Linked DNA regions of Homo sapiens: region 2 is linked to region 1. Evidence: read pairs that join two places in POLR2A ChIA-PET (ENCODE). Cell type or tissue: Panc1. All regions are shown on one strand. Links, peaks and the distances in the headings refer to the core of each region. The heading gives the core; the rest is flanking DNA.

Evidence for each region. Peaks named below come from ENCODE experiments on the same cell type or tissue, not always from the same donor. Only the 100,000 strongest peaks of a DNase experiment are listed, where the experiment ranks them.
Region 2: POLR2A ChIA-PET joins it to region 1 with 13 read pairs; 3 of 35 experiments call an interaction of 5 or more read pairs at or near these places.

The regions. Positions count from the first base shown.
Region 1 is chr17:44,583,168-44,592,656 of GRCh38, forward strand. No RefSeq gene overlaps it. Among named protein-coding and RNA genes, the nearest start is that of FZD2, 30 kb to the left of the region's middle. RefSeq lists an enhancer at 4,126-4,691. In Panc1, for the core only: no CTCF peak of the experiment used is centred there; no DNase peak of the experiment used is centred there; H3K27ac peaks cover 4,182 bases.
Region 2 is chr17:44,449,823-44,459,311 of GRCh38, forward strand. The region is part of intron 3 of GPATCH8 (G-patch domain containing 8); the gene reads right to left. Among named protein-coding and RNA genes, the nearest start is that of GPATCH8, 49 kb to the right of the region's middle. In Panc1, for the core only: no CTCF peak of the experiment used is centred there; no DNase peak of the experiment used is centred there.

The sequences.
Region 1 (9,489 bases), core at 1,864-6,863:
GGCTCACTGCAAGCTCCGCCTCCCGGGTTCATGCCATTCTCCTGCCTTAGCCTCCTGGTAGCTGGGACTACAGGCACCCACCACCACGCCTGGCTAATTTTTTTGGTATTTTTAGTAGAGACGGGGTTTCACAGTGTTAGCCAGGATGGTCTCGATCTCCTGACCTCATGATCCGCCCGCCTCAGCCTCCCAAAGTGCTGGGATTACAGGCGTGAGCCACTGCACCCAGCCCTCACTGCAGATTTGATTGCATTTCTCTTATAATAAGTGCTTCCTGATTTCTGAGATTCATTAATACAATGCATAAATAATTAGCAGGTACCTCCAGGCACTGTGTTGGGGTAAACTCCTCCATCTGTCCCTGGTCCAACTCACTGTGTCATTTCCTGCCTGCCCTGTACTGTCTTGCCTTGTTGCATCCGTTAGGAAGCCATTTTCATGGCTTGGCCATCCTCAGCAAGTCAAGGAGGGGTGACCTCACTTGACCTCTTGTAGAGGGTTAGGAGTGAGGAGAATGTGTTTTTTTTTGTTTTTTGTTTTTGTCTGTTTGTTCTTGTTTTTACCTTTTCTTTGTTTCTCAATAATAATTTCTGCAACCCAATTAAGCAAAGCTGAGGGATGGGGCACAGGTTTTTTTTGTTTGTTTGTTTGTTTGTTTTTCTAGAGACAGGGTCTCACTCTCTCACCTAGGTTGGAATGCAGTGCCACAATCATAGCTCATGCAACCTCGACCTCCTGGGCTCAAGCCATCCTCCTACCTTGGCCTCCCAAGGTGTTGGGATTATGGGTGTGAGCCACTGCACCTGGCCCAGGCACATTTGTCTTGTGGTCAGAGTTACCCCTGAGTCCAAGGGCTTCCCAGAGTCACTCAGTCCAGTGGGCCACTCAGTGCTTCGGTCTTCTCATCCTAACCCCTCTGTGGTGTCAGGATGGTGGACAAAGAGCAGGTAGCTGGACACTTGGCTGTGTTCAGCGGATGTTGTTTGCTTCATGACTGGCAGGTTGAAACTTCCTCAGATTAGGTGCCAGCTAAACATAAAATGTGTTTGCTAGCAGCGCTTTTAGATTAAAGTAAGACCAAGAAAAAGCTAGGGTTCCTGTTCCCTTCTGTGTGGGAAACCTTTGCAGGTTTCTTTGCAGTGCAGAGCACTTCACCTTGACAGGAGGGAGTCCTGGCCCACCAGGCAGAGTAACTGCTTGCTCACCTGCCTGCTTCATAAACCTGTGATCAACCTGAGGCTCACACCTTATTGAGGCCTCCTCAGAATAAGGGCAGAATCAACACCTGGGAACTTTGAATGACTCTCTTCCCGGTTCCAGTTCCCAAGAACGGCAACCTGAAGGAGCCCACATCTTTCTTTGGCAGCTTAACTAATGTAATGAGACCTGCAGTTCATCCACAGCCTGAAATTTTCCTCCTAAAGCGCGCTTTTAATCCAGTCACTTGTAGAGGTTCCCCGTGGCCTACTAAATGAAGTGCAAATTCCTTAGCTTGGAATTTAAGGGCCTCCGTGATATGGCTCTGGTCTACATTCCCAGTCCCTTTTTCCACTACCTCACGCTCCAGACTGACTCAGTGTTTCCCCGTGTGCCCACGTTCCCACCCTGCGCCTTCGCCCCAGTCGTCCTTTCTCTGCCCAGAACATGTACCCCTGCTCCTCTGCCATGGCGGATGCCCTCCTCTCTCTCTCTTTTCCCAGCCATGCTTTGTTTAGAAAGTAAGAATAATGAGGTTTTTCTTTTTAAGAAAAATATAGGCCGGGCATGGTGGCTCACGCCTATAATCCCAGCACTGTGGGAGGCTGAGGCAGATGGATCACTTTGAGGTCAGGAGTTCAAGACCAGCCTGGCCAACATGGTGAAACCCTGTCTCTACTAAAAATACAAAAATTAGCCGGGCATGGTGGTGGAAGCCTATAATCCCAGCTACTCAGGAGGCTGAGGCAGGAGAATCGCTTGAACCCAGGAGGCGGAGGTTATAGTCAGCCGAGATTTCCCCACTGCACTTCAGCCTGGGAGACAGAGCAAGACTCTGTCTAAAAAATAAAAATTATATATATATATATATATATATATATATATATATATATATAAATTTCCCATATCCTTCAGGGTCTTTCTCAAAGGTAACTGGCCCACAGCTGCCTGCTCATCCCACGTCTCAGGGGATGATCTTTCCTGGCCTGGCTCCCACTCAGGCTTCGTTTCTCCACCTCTCATGTCTCAAGTCCCCTCTATCTTGCATCCTCGTTCCTGCCCCACCCCAGTGAGCGCTGGAGAGCCAAACAGGTGTCTGTCATCTATGCACTGTCTACCGCTGATCAGTATCAGCCAATCGTCTGATCTGAGTCACTCTGAAATTGGAGACTCCTCCCCTGCTGCCACCTCCTCTTTCTGCTTTGAGTATGAGAAATGGGAAGAGTTTGGAACCTGTCACTGCAACCGCTGCTGCCACCCCTTCAAGTCCTTCCCTATGAGGGCTCTCCTTTTAACTCACAGCCTCCCCTCTAAAGTCAGGAGATGAGGTCAGCCCTGAACCCCACCCTATGTCCCATCCCCCAGCCGACACAAACACCACAGAGATCAATGGGGACCTGTGTTCTAGGCTTGGGATGAAACTGTCCCGTTTGCTCTTTTCCTGAGGTAGGTACCATGGTTACGTGTCTGGCCGGAACATTTGTTCACTTTGAGTTCTTGGAATGAATGCGCCAGAAAAGGGAGAAATCAAAAGCCATCTCTTCTGTGGCCCTGGTCTCTTGCGTGTGCAGATAGGCATGGTCACCTCTCTGCTAATGACCTGTGTGGTATTAGGTGGTGATGTATGCACTGGCGAGGCTGGAGGAAGACAACCTGGCCCTTCTCCAGGGCTTGCTTCTGGCACCTTCTGCAGAGCAAAGAGTGGGACCTTGGAGTTAGAATACCTGAGTCCTAGTTCTTACTCCACCATTCGTTCCATAGCAGATGCCCTTGACCAAGGTCCTTAATCCCCCTCAGCCTAAAAATAGAAAATAGTTATATTTTCTTTACCTTCTACATGGGCTTTTCTGAGCATCAAAAGAGAAAATGTATGTGAGAGTGTTGTGCAAATTATTATTATTATTTTTAGACAGAGCCTTGCTCTGTCTCCCAGGCTGGAGTGCAGCAGCACTATCTTGGTTACTGCAACCTCCGCCTCCTGGGTTCAAGCGATTCTCCTGCCTCAGCCTCCGAAGTAGCTGGGGCTACTGGCACGCACCACCCCGCCTGGCTAACTTTTTTGTATTTTTACTAGAGAGGGGGTTTTACCATGTTGGCCAGGCTGGTCTCAAACTCCTGACCTCAGGTGATCCTCCTGCCTCGGCCTCCCAAAGTGCTGGGATTACAGGCATGAGCCACCCTGCCTGGCCACAAATTATATATATATATTTGAGACGAAGTCTCGCTCTGTCGCCAGGCTGGAGTGCAGTGCTGCGATCTCGGCTCACTGCAACCTCCGCCTCCCGGGTTCACGCCATTCTCCTGCCTCGACTTCCCAAGTAGCTGGGACTACAGACGCACACCACCATGCCCAGCTAATTTTTGTATTTTTAGTAGAGACCGCGTTTCATCACGTTGGCCAGGACGATCTTGATCTCTTGACCTCGTGATCTGCTCACCTCGGCCTCCCAAAGTGCTGAGATTACAGGTGTGAGCCACTGTGCCCGGCCTTTAGCCTCTTGTGTTGAATGCCATACCAATCCAGCCTTCTTTGCCACACAGACCTCCTTGGTTCCTTTTCCTTTGGTGTCTTCCTGCCCTGATTCTTTTTTTTTTTTTTTTTTTTTTTTGAGACAGAGTCTCACTCTGTCGCCAGGCTGGAGTGTAGTTGTCCAATCTCGGCTTACTGCAACCTCCACCTCCCTGGTTCAAGCGATTCTCCTGCCTCAGCCTCCTGAGTAGCTGGAACTACAGGCGCCTGCCACCACACCCAGCTAATTTTTGTATTTTTAGTAGAGGTGGGGTTTCACCATGTTAGCCAGGATGGTCTCGATCTCTTGACCTCGTGTTCCGCCCACCTCAGCCTCCCAAAGTGCTGGGATTACAGGCGTGAGCCACTGCACCCAGCCCTGATTCTTAACTCCCTAAGAGTTCTGGGCTTAAAAGTTGCCCCATATTTCCAGCATTTTGCACCTCTGACCCATCGCTTTAGCTGGGTTCCCCATGAGATTGCCTATGCTGAAAAAAATAACTGGATCTGGGGCCGGTGGGGAGTGCACAGAAAGGCACCAGTGTGACCTCCACATTTGTGAGATTGAGGACACCCAATGAGAATCCAGGCTGAGAGAGGCCATGGGCATGACCAGCCAGGGAGCTGCAGCACTTGACAGATAACATTGTTAGACTGTGACTCACTCTCTGCAGTCTGGAAAGCTCAACCTCTCTGCTTGGCCTTCCCAGGAGGGCCACTCAGATCATGCAACCCTCTGAGCTCCAGGTTGGGCAGGCAGAGCGGGGGCCTCTTAATTCCAGAGCTGGACTGTTTCCTCCCCTTCACCCCACATGGAAAATCCCACATGTTAAAAGGTTATGTGTTGGGAGCCTGCAGGGAGAAAAAAACTTGCCCCGTTTGTGCTTTCCAAGAGAGAAGCAGGAGCCATCGGAGCTCCTGACCCTGTCCAGGACCCTGTCCTCTGCTGACCCACGGTGGGGACCCAAACCCAAGCTCTGGGGTTATTTTCTTCCTTTGCTGAAGGCTGTTCCTCGACCTTGAGGCACTCACATCACTCTCTCCTCATTCCCCTCTCCTCCTTCCCTCTCAGGTTTCTCTCCATCATTCTACTGTTTTTATTTTATTTTATTATATATTATTTATTTATTGAGACAGAGTCTCACTCTGTCTGGAGTACAATGGTGCAATCTTGGCTCACTTCAACCTTTGCCTCTCGGGTTCAAGCAGTTCTCCTGCCTCAGCCTCCCAAGTAGCTGGGATTACAGGTATCTGCCATCAAGCCTGGCTGATTTTTTGTATTTTTAGTAGAGACCGGGTTTTGCCAATGTTGGCCAGGCTAGTCACAAACTCCTGACCTCAGGCTAGTCACGAACACCTGCCTCGGCCTCTCAAAGTGCTGAGATTACAGGCGTGAGCCGCCGCGCCCAGACTTTATTTTTATTCATATTTTGAGACACGGTCTTGCCCTATTGCCCAGGCTGGAGTGGAGTGGTGTGAAGACAGCTCACTGTAGCCTTGACCTCCTAGGCTCAAGCGATCTTCCCACCTCAGCCTCTCAAGTAGCTAGAACCACAGGTACACGCCACGATGCCTAGCTAATTATTTTTTCAATTTTGTAGAGATGGGGTCTCGCCATGTTGCCCAGGCTGGTCTTGAACTCCTGGGTTCAAGCAATCCTCCCACCTCGGCCTCCCAAAATACTGGGATTACAGGCATCAGCCACGGCACCCAGCATTCTCCTGTTTCCCATCAACCATATCAGCCCATCAAATCTTTCACAATACAAGAAGGGTGGGTGGGGAGGGGGAAGAGTTTTCCTTTTCCGTCTTACTCCTTTTTCTTCTTTGGATTCCCTATATTTTGGGTGTCGGTAGAAGTCTGAAATGCAAATAAGAATGTCCCACTCTGAAGGCACAGGGAGGGGCTGCTGAATTATTACCCTCTAAATTCTAGCACGTTAGACAGTTCTGGTCTCCTTGCATTCTTGGAGGATGCAAGGACCTGACTGTAATGTGCGGGGGAGACAGTTTGGTCTCTGGGAACCCCCAGTCTGGTGGAGGAACTTAGACTAAAGCAATGGAAGACTGACAGAGCAATATGGTCACAATTGCAAATCCTTCAAAATGCCGGTGCTACAGAGAATAATCAGCATTGTGGCATGACTGTCCAGAAGCAAGTTTTGAACCATTCTGAATAACGGAAGTCCCAGGATCCTTTATTTAAAAAAAAAAAAGTGTAGAGACAGGGTCTTGTTATGTTGTCCAGGCTGGCCTTGAACTGCTGGTCTCAAGCAATTCTTCTGCCTTAGCCTCTCAAGGTGCTGGGATTACAGGCATGAGCCCCTGCACCTGGCCACTCACCCAGGTTTCTTGAAGCAGTATTTTCTCTTCTTTGGGATTAGCCAAGGGCATCTGGAGAAGCAATGAGAACTACCTCCTTTGAGGGGAGAGCGGCCACTTGCACACAGGCTGGGACACCATCTCATAGCTAATAATGACGTTGGTGTGGTCATTTTTCCCAGCTACACAAGCACAAGTCACTTACCACTCACAACCACCCTGTAGGGCGGGTGGCTATGATCACCCCCATTTTCTAAGTGAGGTTCTAAGAAATGAAATCACTGGCAGCTGGCTCACTGATTTGGGGCCAAGCCCAGGTCTTCTGAACGTAAGTCTAGTGGTTATTCTGCTATGCTGCTTGGTCACTTATGAGGCTGGTGTCTAGAGTCATTACTGAGTCTCCAAGTCCCCACTGTCTGCCCCATCCTTGACCCACACAAGTGCCCTGTTCAGTGTTCTGAGGGAAGGCGGAAAGACTCATGCTCAGGACTCAGGCTTCCCAGGCTCCTCATGCTGTTCCTAGGCTTGGTTTGACACCTCTCTTCCCCTATCCTGCCTACCCCTCCCACCCACACCCTCCTAGCCCCAGCTGACTTAGAGGCAGGGAGAGGGAGGCAAGGCCAGAAGGCTTTTGTTTTTCTACGATGGAGAGATGACTGAAATCCCGCCATCTCCCGCAGAAGACAGAGGCAGCTCTGGATTTCCTGTTGCTCTCAACACGGGCCAGATAATTGGAGACAGATTTTGGACTTGGGTTGGGAGGTGAAGTTTGAAATACAGTCGTCAGGCCTCCTGTAAGTTCGTGTGTGTGAGTGCACACTGCTTGGTTGGGGTTTTTTATTAGCTATATGTGTATCTGTGTGTGTGTGCAGATACTTGTATTGGAAATAGTGTATTGTGTCTAGTGTGTGCATGTGTGTTTGTGTGTATTGTATCTAGTGTGTTCATGTGTGTATTGTGTCTAGTGTGTGCATGTGCGTTTGTATGTATTGTGTCTAGTGTGTTCATGTGTGTTTGTGTATTGTGTCTAGTGTGTGCATGTGTGTGTATTGTGTCTAGTGTGTGCATGTGTGTTTGTATGTATTGTGTCTAGTGTGTTCATGTGTGTTTGTGTATTGTGTCTAGTGTGTGCATGTGTTTGTATATGTTGTGTCTAGTGTGTTCATGTGTGTTTGTGTATTGTCTAGTGTGTGCATGTGTGTGTGTACTGTGTCTAGTGTGTTCATGTGTGTTTGTGTATTGTCTAGTGTGTGCATGTGTGTTTGTGTATACCGTGTCTAGTGTGTGCATGTGTGTATGTATTATGTCTAGTGTGTGCATGTGTGTTTGTATTATGTCTAGTGTGTGCATGTGTGTTTGTATGTATTATGTCTAGTGTGTGCATGTGTGTTTGTATGGTGTCTAGTGTGTGCATGTGTGTTTGTATTGTGTCTAGTGTGTTCATGTGTGTTTGTATTGTGTCTAGTGTGCATGTGTGTTTGTGTGTATTGTGTCTAGTGTGTTCATGTGTGTTTGTGTATTGTGTCTAGTGTGTGCATGTGTTTGTGTGTATTGTGTCTAGTGTGTTCACGTGTTTGTATTGTCTAGTGTGTGTGTATTGTGTCTAGTGTGTTCATGTGTGTTTGTGTATTGTCTAGTGTGTGCATGTGTGTGTATTGTGTCTAGTGTGCATGTGTGTGTATTGTGTCTAGTGTGTTCATGTGTGTTTGTATGTATTGTGTCTAGTGTGTGCATGTGTTTGTGTATTGTGTCTAGTGTGTGCATGTGTGTTTGTGTGTATTGTGTCTAGTGTGTGCATGTGTTTGTGTGTATTGTGTCTAGTGTGTTCACATGTGTTTGTATTGTGTCTAGTGTGTGTATTGTGTCTAGTGTTCATGTGTGTTTGTATTGTGTCTAGTGTGTTCATGTGTGTTTGTGTATTGTGTCTAGTGTGTGCATGTGTGTTTGTGTGTATCGTGTCTACTGTGTGCATGTGTTTGTGTGTATTGTGTCTAGTGTGTTCATGTGTGTTTGTGTATTGTGTCTAGTGTGTGCATGTGTGTTTGGTACCTGTGCTCCTTGTACATCTTTAGTGTTTAAGACTCCGCGTGTATGTGTATGTGTGAGAAAGTATGTAAGTGTGTGTCTGGGGCTCTGTGAGTGGCTCCCTTGTTTTGTTTAATTTTTTTTCCTTTGTGAGATTCAGTCTGGCTTGGAGAGTCCCCACCAGTCCTTTCAGGATCTTATTACTCACGACTTGGTGATTAAATGTAATACAATAATTAAGATTTTTTTTTAAAAAGGAAGGAAGGCAGATGGCCTTCGGGGAGATAACATGAGGGGTAGAAAGCAGCCAGAGTGCCTTGAGAGCAGACAGCCAAGGGTGAAGGGGACCTGCAGGGCAGAGGGGCTCTTTTAGGAGGTACAGACAAGGCCCCAGTTTCCCCCCATCTCTCTGATGGAAAAAGGCAACACGCGCTTCCACAACGGTTTAGCTGCCTCTACCCCTGAAGGTTGGGCAGGGGAGGGGCTCCTATTGCCTTCCTGCCTGAATCTCTACCCTGGAAGAAGAATCAAGCCCCTTTCTTCTAAAGGCCTACGTGCACATTCACTAATGCGAATTTTGCTATAAATGACATGCAGACCAGTTAGGAAGTAGTCTTCTCATAACAACAACCACAGCTAGCCATGGTGTACCTGCAGCACATCAGACTCCAGCTGGGTACTTTACATGTGTTTTTGTATCTGTGTGTGTGTGTGTAAAATCACTTATAAGCTTGTTATTACCTTTTTGCAGAGGAAACTGAGGCTTATGATAGATGAGTAAGGACTTTAACCCTTCATGGTGATAGTTCATTTGTTCATCCAACAAATGTGTATTGAATACTTTTTTTTTTTTTTTTTTGAGACAGGGTCTGGCTCTGTTACCCAGGCTGGAGTACAATGATATGATCTTGACTCACTGCAGCCTCCACCTCCCAGGCTCAAACAATTCTCCTACCTCAGCCTCCTGAATAGCTGACACTACATGCGTGCGCCGCTACGCCCGGCTAATTTTTTTTTTTTTTTTTTTTTGTAGAGACGAGGTTTTGCCATGTTGCCCAGGCTGGTCTCGAACTCCTGAGCTCAAGCAATGGACTGCCTTGGCCTCCCAAAGTGCTGGGATTACAGGTGTGAGCCACTGTGCCTGGCCCCCATGTATTGAATACCTATCTGCTCAGGCACTACGCTAGATATGAGGGACACAGAGGTGAACGAGACATAGTCCCTGCCCTCACAGAATCCACTCTCTAGGGAGGGAATCGATGCTTCAAACATTGAAGTTCTCCAGCCTGGACAACATAGCGAGACCAAATCTCTAAAAAAAAATTAAAAATTAGCAGGACATGATGGTGTACACCTGCAGTCCCAGCTACTCGGGAGGCTGAGGTGGGAGGATCATTTGAGCCTGGGAGGTTGAGGCTGCAGTGAGCCATGATCGCA
Region 2 (9,489 bases), core at 2,728-7,727, 130 kb before region 1:
TTTTTAACAAGAACCCAAGGTGATTCTGCTGAAAGCCATAAGACTAATAATGGAAAAAGCACTGGGGTAGAAGTAAGAAGACTTGTTTAGTAAAGGTAGCTCCTATCCTTAGCAGTTTCACCTCAGATAAACATTTAAGTTTCTCAATCTTTTAAGTGGCATTATGTCTTATTCTATATACTGGAGAGAGAAATATATAGGTATATAAAACATATAGCCATATTTAATTCCTGACACCCCCAAATCTTGTAAAAATATGGCTATATGGAGGGTATAGCAAGGTCACAGTGCTTACTAGTTGCAGAGTTAGAATTGAACCCAGGTGAAATTTCAGATGAGCTCACAAAGTAGTAACTTGCGGTTCAAATACAGCCTGGTATGTTTTGTTTAATTTCATTATTTTAGACTTCAAGCCAACATTTATCAATTAGAACATTTCACAGAAAAGGAATCTGAATTCCTGGCTGCTTTTAACAATTTTAGAAGATCCAGCAACACTGAGATTATAATCTTAGGTGGCAACAATTACCTTCTCTAAACACAGCAAAACTCACACCACTTGCTATTGTCTCACACTCACTCAATTTCAACAACGTATGCTATCATCGGGCCCCAACTCCTACTTCAGGTCTACATTCTTTGCTCCCTCCTTTTGAACCAAATGGGATTTACAAGAAAACCAAGTGGGATTTCTATCTACTGGTTTGGGAAGATTTAGTGAGAAAGGAAATACTGGATTTAAAACTAATAAACTACATTTGAAATACTACATAAAAATATATTACACTTTGTTCTCTTTTCCGAGTGTTTTAAGTGCCATTGTTTTGAATTTTGGTGGTAAATTTTAAATGAACTTTTGAAAGATTTTAATAAAATATGTTTATTATAAAACACTTTTTACTTTATGTTCTTATCATTTTCAGATTTCATTCCACTTTAAAATACCAACGCTTCTCATGGAAGAATAAAGAGATTCCACTAACTCACAGACACCTGTACTCCATGTATCTATCAGCAAGTATAGATGCACAGATAGAAAATAGTTGGTTGCTTCTTTATTCTCACAATCTGAGACTTTTCACTTGTTAATTATTATAAAAAATTTGAAATTATAACTTAAATTGCTCAATTCTCTATTAAGCTTCCACTGTACCTTTAACTTCACAATTAAAACAATCATTATACTGTATTAAATTTGTTACATTATTTGTTTCCCTATTAGAAATAAACCTCTGGAGGGCAGAGGTTCTATCTTATTCACTCTTAAAGACTTAGTACAGATCTGGCACATTCTTTTTCTCTTTTTCTTTGGAGACAGAGTCTTACTCTGTCACCCAGGCGGCTCACTGTAACCTCCGCCTCCTGAGTTCAAGCTATTCTCATGCCTCAGCCTTCCAAGTAGCTGGGATTACAGGCGTGCACCAACATGCCTGGCTAATTTTTGTATATTTTGGTAGAGAGGGTTTCGCCATGTTGGCCAGGCTGGTCTTGAACTCCTAGCCTCAAGTGATCCACCTGCCTCGTCCTCCCATAGAGCTGTGATTACAGTCGTGAGCCACCACACCCAACCCAGATCTGGCACCTTTTAAGCATGCAATAAACATATGCAGAATACAAAACAAGAAAAACAGCAACAGAGAATACATAAATGCACAGTAATTACTATCCTTTAGGAATTTACAGTCTACTGAATTAGGTAAAAGAGACACATCAACAAAAATTATACAAGATTGAATATTTAAAATGCCACAGGAGAGAAACAGAAAGTAGAAGTCAGGGAGGAAATTATAGTATGAGACATAAGTTACAGTATTTTCTTTTTCCCTGGACACCAATTTCCATCCCTAAATATTTGGCAAAAGTTCTTACCACTCAACTTTAGCCTTAAGTTTCTAGTGAATTTATACTCATCATGAAGAATATATATGACCACTTCAAGTGCCCTACGAGAATATATCACATTCAGAATTATCTCCACTTTTTCTGGCCTGAATAACTACTGTATATTTCAATTCGGTGGCACTGGTATTTCTCACCACCATCATATCTCTCCAGGATAGGGAAGTAAGCTAGCACCTACAGTTTAGGTACATTACAGCATATTGGTTAAAAGCATAGGTTTTGGCACCAAGATTCTACCACTTATCTGCTGTAAGATCTTGGGCAGGCTGGGCGTGGTGGCTTAAGCCTGTAATCCCAGCACTTTGGGAGGCCGATTCGGGCGGATTGCCCGAGGTCAGGAGTTTGAGACCAGTCTGGCCAACATAGTGAAACCCCGTCTCTAATAAAAATACAGGAAAATTAGTCAGGTGTGGTGGCATGCACCTATAATCTCAGCTAGTTGGGAGGCTGAGGCAGGGGAATTGCTTGAACCAGGGAGGTGGAGGTTGCAGTGAGCCGAGACTGCACCACTGCACTCCAGCCTGGGTGACAGAGCAACACTCCGTCTCAAAAAAAAAAAAAAAAAGAAAAAAAAAAAAAGGAAAAAAGATCTTGGGCAAAGATCTTTTGGTAAAATGCTCTTTGGGTAAAATGGGAGTATCTACCTCAAAGAGGATTTAAGTTAGAAAATCCATGTCCAAGCACTCAGTAAACACTTAATAAATGATGGCTATTATAAAAGATTAACACTAAATCTAGTGAATAGGGGCTTGCTAGTCAAACATGTGCATAAACTGACTATATATTGTCTTCATAGTTGACCTGTTTTATCAGCCTTCATAGTTATTCCTTCCTTTCCATTTCCACTATTACTCTTTCAAGTCCTTATCTATACTCATACCCAGACAACTTTCTAAATGGTTTTCCATCTCCATCCTCAGACATTCTTTGAGCAGACTATTATTTTATTTCCATCACCAATGCCTGGCTGGGATAATGAAAAGAGATTTCGATGGCAAATCAAAGAATTTGGGTTTGGGTTTCAGCCCTATCATTAAAACATTTTGGAACCCTAAAAATAAATTTCTCAACTGTATAGTGAGTTTTAACTTATCTTCAATATCTTTTTTTTTTTTTCTGAGATAGGGTCTTACTTTGTCACTCAGGCTGGAGTGCAGTGGCATGATCTCAGCTCACTGCAACCTCGTCGACCTTCTGGGCTCATGCGATTCTCCCACCTCATTCTCCCAGGTGGCTGGGACTACAGGCACATGCCATCACGCCCAGCTAATTTTTTCTTTGCATTTTAAGTAGAGATGGGGTTTTGCCATGTTGCCCAGGCTGGTCTCGAACTCCTGAGCTCAAGCATCCACCCACATTGGCCTGCCAAAGTGCAAGGATTACAGGCGTGAGCCACCACACCCGGCCTTCAGTATCTCTTCTGGCTGTAAGTCTATACCTCTGCTCTGATCAAGGTGTCTTTGGCTTACAAAATACAATTCCAGATTGGAGGAGCATTAAGGCCTTCCACATTCAGTGTGGCATGAGCTTTGGAGGCAGAAGGACTGAGATCTGAATCCTGATTCTATAGTTTACTGGTTGCTTACCCTTGGGCAACATATTGGACTTCTCTAAGACTCAGTTTCTTCCACAAAATGGGACAACAGTAATTCTCTCAGGGGCTTATTATAAGATTTAAATGAGATATTTGTTAAGTGCTTAGCATATATGAGATTTGTGCCTATATTAATATTTCCCATTTCTCCCTTCTAGTTGTAGGTAGGTAGGTAGGTAGGGGTGTGTGTGTGTGTGTGTGTGTGTGTGTGTGCAGGCGCGCGTTTTGAGACATGCTCTCACTGTCATCCAGGCTGGAGTACACTCGCAATGACACGGCACCCTGCAGCCTCAACTTCATGGCCTCTCGTGATCCTCCCACCTAAACCACCAAGTAGCTGGGACTAAGGGTGCACATCACCATGCCAGGCTAATTTTTTATTTTTTATTTTTTGGTAGAGACAGGGTCTCACTATGTTGCCCAGGCTGGTCTCAAACTCCTGAGTTCAAGAGATGTTTCGACCTCAGCCTCCCAAAGTGTTGGGGATTACAGGCATGAGCCATCGTGCCCAGCCTAGTTACAGTTTTTAAACTATTCCTGGAGACCTAGAACTCTGCTTCAATCAAAACAACTGCTGGGTTGCCCCCTCTTTCATATACTGAAGTTTAACCTCAAAAAAAAAAAATTGAGGTGGTTTCTTCTGTTAAAAAACGCATAAAATCCACTACACCATGGACATAATCTGCTCCAATTAGCCACACCTACTCTTTGTCAACTGCAATTACCTTGTATACATCAGTATCTCCTATCTTTGGTAATATCTATTCCTCCCTCCTCAGGACTTAGTGAAGTCACCCCTAGTTATTCTTCTTTTGAACACTTACAGCATTTTATTATTATTTAGAGAAAAGGTCTTGCTCTGTTGCCCAGGTTGGAGTGCAGTGGCACAATCATAGCTGTAACCTTCAAATCCTAGATTCAAACAATCCTCCCACCTCAGCCTCCCAAGTAGCTAGGAATATAAGTGTGCACTACCTTGCCTAATTTTTAGAAGGGGTCTCACTATGTCGCCCAGGCTGGACTTGAACTCCCAGGCTCAACTGATCCCTCTGCCTTAAACTTTTGAGTAGCTAGGACTACAGGCACATGCCACTGGAACTGCAACTTCTTTTCTGATTGTTATTTTGCCATGACTTAACTCACATTTAAGGTCTTTTCATTTATCCTTTAAATGTGATGATCTCCGTACTGAGAAACAAGTAGTCCCTTTCTATACAGCATGCAAGTTTATCATTCTCATTCAGTCTCCTCTCCTGCAATCCCTTTCATCTTTATATTTATTTTAATTTTTGTAGAGACAGGGTATGTTCCCCAGGCTAGTCTTGAACTCCTGGCCTCAAGCAATCCTCCTGCTTTGGTCTCCCACAGTGCTGGGACTGCAGGGGTGAGCCACCACATCCGGTCCTTTCCTTTTCTGTTTTATCCCTAAAACCTAACCTCTTACCTTAGACTGCCAATTCTGACTAATCTTGTTTATTACCTGGGCCTCTTCTCTATAGTTTATATTTATTCCATTAAAAAGGTCAAAGGCTCTACAAGCTCTATATTTTATTTTATTAAATGTGGATTGTGAATAACTAAAATTATGGTTGCCTTTGGCAACTGTATGAAGACTCCAAGACCCATTTAATTAGCAGGAAACAGAGATTATAGCTACATGCTTCTTCAAATACACCAGCTCTGTGTATAACTAAGCTTTTCTGACAATCCATACCTTGATTTGTGATTTGGGGGAGCTACATATTTGCTATTCCCCCACCAACCTATTCCTATTTTCAGTATCAGCTTTTCCTAAGAAGGGAAAAGGTATAAATATTGATTTCAAAGTTAGGCTTATATTTGAATGGCAGACCCTCGGTAGCTGTATCATCTTTCCAAAACTTTCCATTTATAAAATGAGTGGCCGGGCATGGTGGCTCACGCCTGTAATCCCAGCACTGTGGGAGGCCGAGGTGGGCAGATCACCTGAGTTCGGGAGTTCGAGACCAGCCTGACCAACATGGAGAAACCCCATCTCTACTAAAAATACAAGATTAGCCAGGCGTGGTGGCACATGCCTGTAATCCCAGCTACTCGGGAGGCTGAGGCAGGAGAATCGCTTGAACCAGGAGGTAGAGGTTGCGGTGAGCCGAGATCGCGTCATTGCACTACAGCCTGGGCAACAAGAGTGAAACTCTATCTCAAAAAAAAAAAATTAAAAAAAATAAAATTAAATGAGCATATTAATATCTATTTCATTAAATGAGACCATGCAAAACATCCAGACTCTAGATCAATATTTGGCACATAATAAATATTAAGCATTATTTCCTTTTTATAAAGGAAAACATGAATTGAAAAGGGAAAGTAAGATAGAAAGACAACTTAGCTTCTGTAAAGACTTCAGAAAAATGTATCTATGTCACTATAATATTAATGAAAATATTTTCTCAAAAAATGATTTTTCTTGACAGAGTTTCGCTCTTGTCACCCAGGCTGGAGTGCATTGGCATGAACTCAGCTCACTGCAACCTCCGCCTCCTGGGTTCAAGCAATTCTCCTGCCTCAGCCTCCCGAGTAGCTGGGATTACAGGCACTCGCCACCATGCCCCGCTAATTTTGTATTTTTAGTAGAGGTGGGGTTTCGCCATGTTAGCCAGGCTAGTCTCGAACTCCTGAACTTAGGTGATCCACCTGCCTCGGCCTCCCAAAGTGCTGGGATTACAGGCGTGAGCCATAGCGCCCAGACAAAAAATGATTTTTCTTAAGAAATCAGTAAAATATTTATAGTGATTGATTGAGACAGGTCTTGCTTATTTATTTATAGAGACAGGTCTAGCTATGTTGCCCAGGCTAAGGTGCAGGAAGTGCAGTGGCACATCACAGCTCACTATAACCTCCAACACTAGGTAGGGCTCAAGCGATTCTCTCGCCTCAGCCTCCCAAGTAGCTAGGACTACAGGCGTGTGCCATCACACCTGGTTAATTTTTCTATTTCTGTTAAGATGAGGTCTTGTTATATTGTCTAGGTTGGTCTCAAATTCCTGGCCTCAAGCTACCCTCCTGCCTCAGCCTCCCAAAGTGTTGGGATTATAGGCATGAGCCACCACACCAGGCCAGAAGTGAGTGCAATATTAATTCATATTCTAATTTAACAATAAAGCCTAAATTGTAACATTACATGTTTCTATTCTATTCTTTTGAATTCAAATCTAGTTTTCAGCCTGTAATCCTAGCACTTTGTAAGCACAAGGTGGGAAGACTGCATGAGGCCAGGAGTTTGAGACCAGCCTGTACAACATAGAAAGACCTCATCTCCAATGGAAAAAAAAAAAGTCTAATTTTCCTTTAGTCATAAAATGTAGTCTAAACATATTTGAGACTTATGTAATGCAGGCCTTACCCTACATTGTATTCACCATTTATTTCCTAACTGAAACAAGACTGGGAAGGAGGTATACATAAATAAAACCAAAGAAATACCCCCAACTCTACTCTGTTTTCATTCTGCCTTCTTTAGGTCTTTTCTCAAACAATTATATTTTTTGAATAGTAATACAAGTACAGAACAATTTTTTTTTTTTGAGACACAGTCTCGCTCTGTTGCCCAGGATGGAGTGCAGTGGCGCAATCTCGGCTCACTACAACCTCTACTGCTGGGTTCAAGTGATTCTCCTGTCTCAGCCTCCTGAGTAGCTGGGATTACAGGCACGCACCACCACACCCAGCTAATTTTTATATTTTTAGTAGAGAAGGGGTTTCACCATGTTGGCCAGGCTGGTCTTGAACTCCTGACCTCAGGTGATCTGCCCGCCTCGGCCTCCCAAAGTGCTGGGATTACAGGTGTGACCCACTGCAACTGGCCCAAATTTTAAAAATATAGTAAAATGCAACTCAGTTTCCCTTCAGAGAGTCTATCTTTAACAAAAATTTTATCTTTATGGTCAAGTAAATACAAACATAAATATACAGGCACACTCCTGTATGCCCACAGAATGTACCATTTTAATATTTCACAATAATGCCTCAGTTTTACTATACAAGCTACAGAGAATGTTCATCTCTCTCAACATATTTTTTGGCTAATGATTTTATAAAGTAAAATTTTTACATTTATTTATTTCAATCCCAAAACTTAATACAATGTTCTTAAAACGATGTGTGAGATGTCTGGAGATACACTCCAAATAAAACAAGCAAAACTTTGAAAAAGCTGCTTCAGTATCAACAAACGGAATGTACATGTTATTACATAGGAAGCAACTGTGTGTTAACAATCATATTAATTATTTAGTAACCAGGAAGATGTGCTTAAGAATTTTATATCCTAAAAATTTTGTTAATTGCATGAAAAGGCCAGGCATGGTGGATCACACCTATAATCCCAGCACTGTGGGAGTCCAAGGTGGGAGGATCACATGAGCCCAGGAGTTCGAGACCAGCCTGGAAGACTAGTGAGACCTAGTCTCTACAAGAAATTTCTTAAAAATTAGTCAGGCGTTCGCCGGGCGCAGTGGCTCATGCCTGTAATCCCAGCACTTTGGGAGGCCGAGGTGGGCAGATCACGAGGTCAGGAGATGGAGACCATCCTGGCTAACACGCTAAAACCCCGTCTCTACTAAAAAAAAATACAAAAAATTAGCCAGACACGGTGGCAGGCGCCTGAAGTCCCAGCTACTCAGGAGGCTGAGGCAGGAGAATGGCGTGAACCCGGGAGGTGGAGCTTGCAGTGAGCCGAGATTGTGCCACTGCACTCCAGCCAGCCTGGGCGATGGAGCGAGACTCCATTTCAAAAAAAAAAAAAAAAATTAGGCATGGTGGCATGCGCCTGTAGTCCCCACTACTCATGGGTCTAAGGCAGGAGGATCACTTGAGCCCAGGAGATCAAGGCTGCAGTGAGCTATGATTATGCCACTGTACTCCAGCCTGGGCAACAAAGCAAGACTCTGTCTCAAAGGAAAAAAAAAAAAAAAAAAGCTGGATTCAAGAACACATCCATTTTAATTTTTAAGTAATCCAAGTTGTTCCCTGTAATGTTTTCACTAGTTGATATTCTCATGGCTATGATGTAAGTACCTATTTTCCCATAATCTTACCAGGCTAACTTTGGTCTTTCTCAAGCTGATAAATACCTGAAGGAAACTTGTTCTTTGCCTATAATGAGATATTACAGATATTTTCCCCAGTCTGTTTGTTGACTTTGTTTATGATGAAATATAGCCAAACTTATCCTTTCCTTTTTTTGAGACAGGCTTGCTCTGTTGCCCAGGCTGGAGTACAGTGGCACAATCACAGCTCACTGCAACTTCGAACTCCTGGAGTCAAGGGATCCTCCTGCCTCAGCCTTCCAAATAGCTAGGAATACAGATGCACGCCACCATGCCTGGCTAATCTATTTTTTAAAATTTTTTAGGAACTGGGTCTTGTTGTTGCCCAAGCTGGTCTTGAACCCTTGGCCTCAAGTGATCTTCCCACCTTGGCCTCCCAAAGTCCTGGGATTACAGGTGCTTAAGTCACTGTGCCTGGCCTTAACCTTTTCTCAAGGGCTTCTAAGTTTTGGGTTATGCTCAGAAAAGCTTTTCTTACTCAAATATTATTTTAAGATAATAATTCTACCATTGTTCATCCTAATAATTTCATGATTTCATTTTTTACATTTAAACCTCTCATTCACCTGGAATCTATGTGGGGTAAGGAATGACAATGGGGACCCAACTTTTAAAATTCTGGGTTGTTATTCAGTTGTTCCAATGCCACGACTGAGTGACTGATGCTCTTTCTAGATGTTAGATTTTTCAGAAGTTAGACTCAGGAGTAGAGATGACTAGTGAGCTCAGAATTAGTGAAACAGACACCAAAATTAGGGATTTAGGGGCTCTAAAACACATCTAACATCAAAAGCACAGATCCTGAAGTCCAACATCTATCACATATAAAGCAATATTAACTATTACTGTTGTTAATCTTGGAAGCCCTAAGGATGGATTATCTCTAATTCAGTTAAAAGAACTATG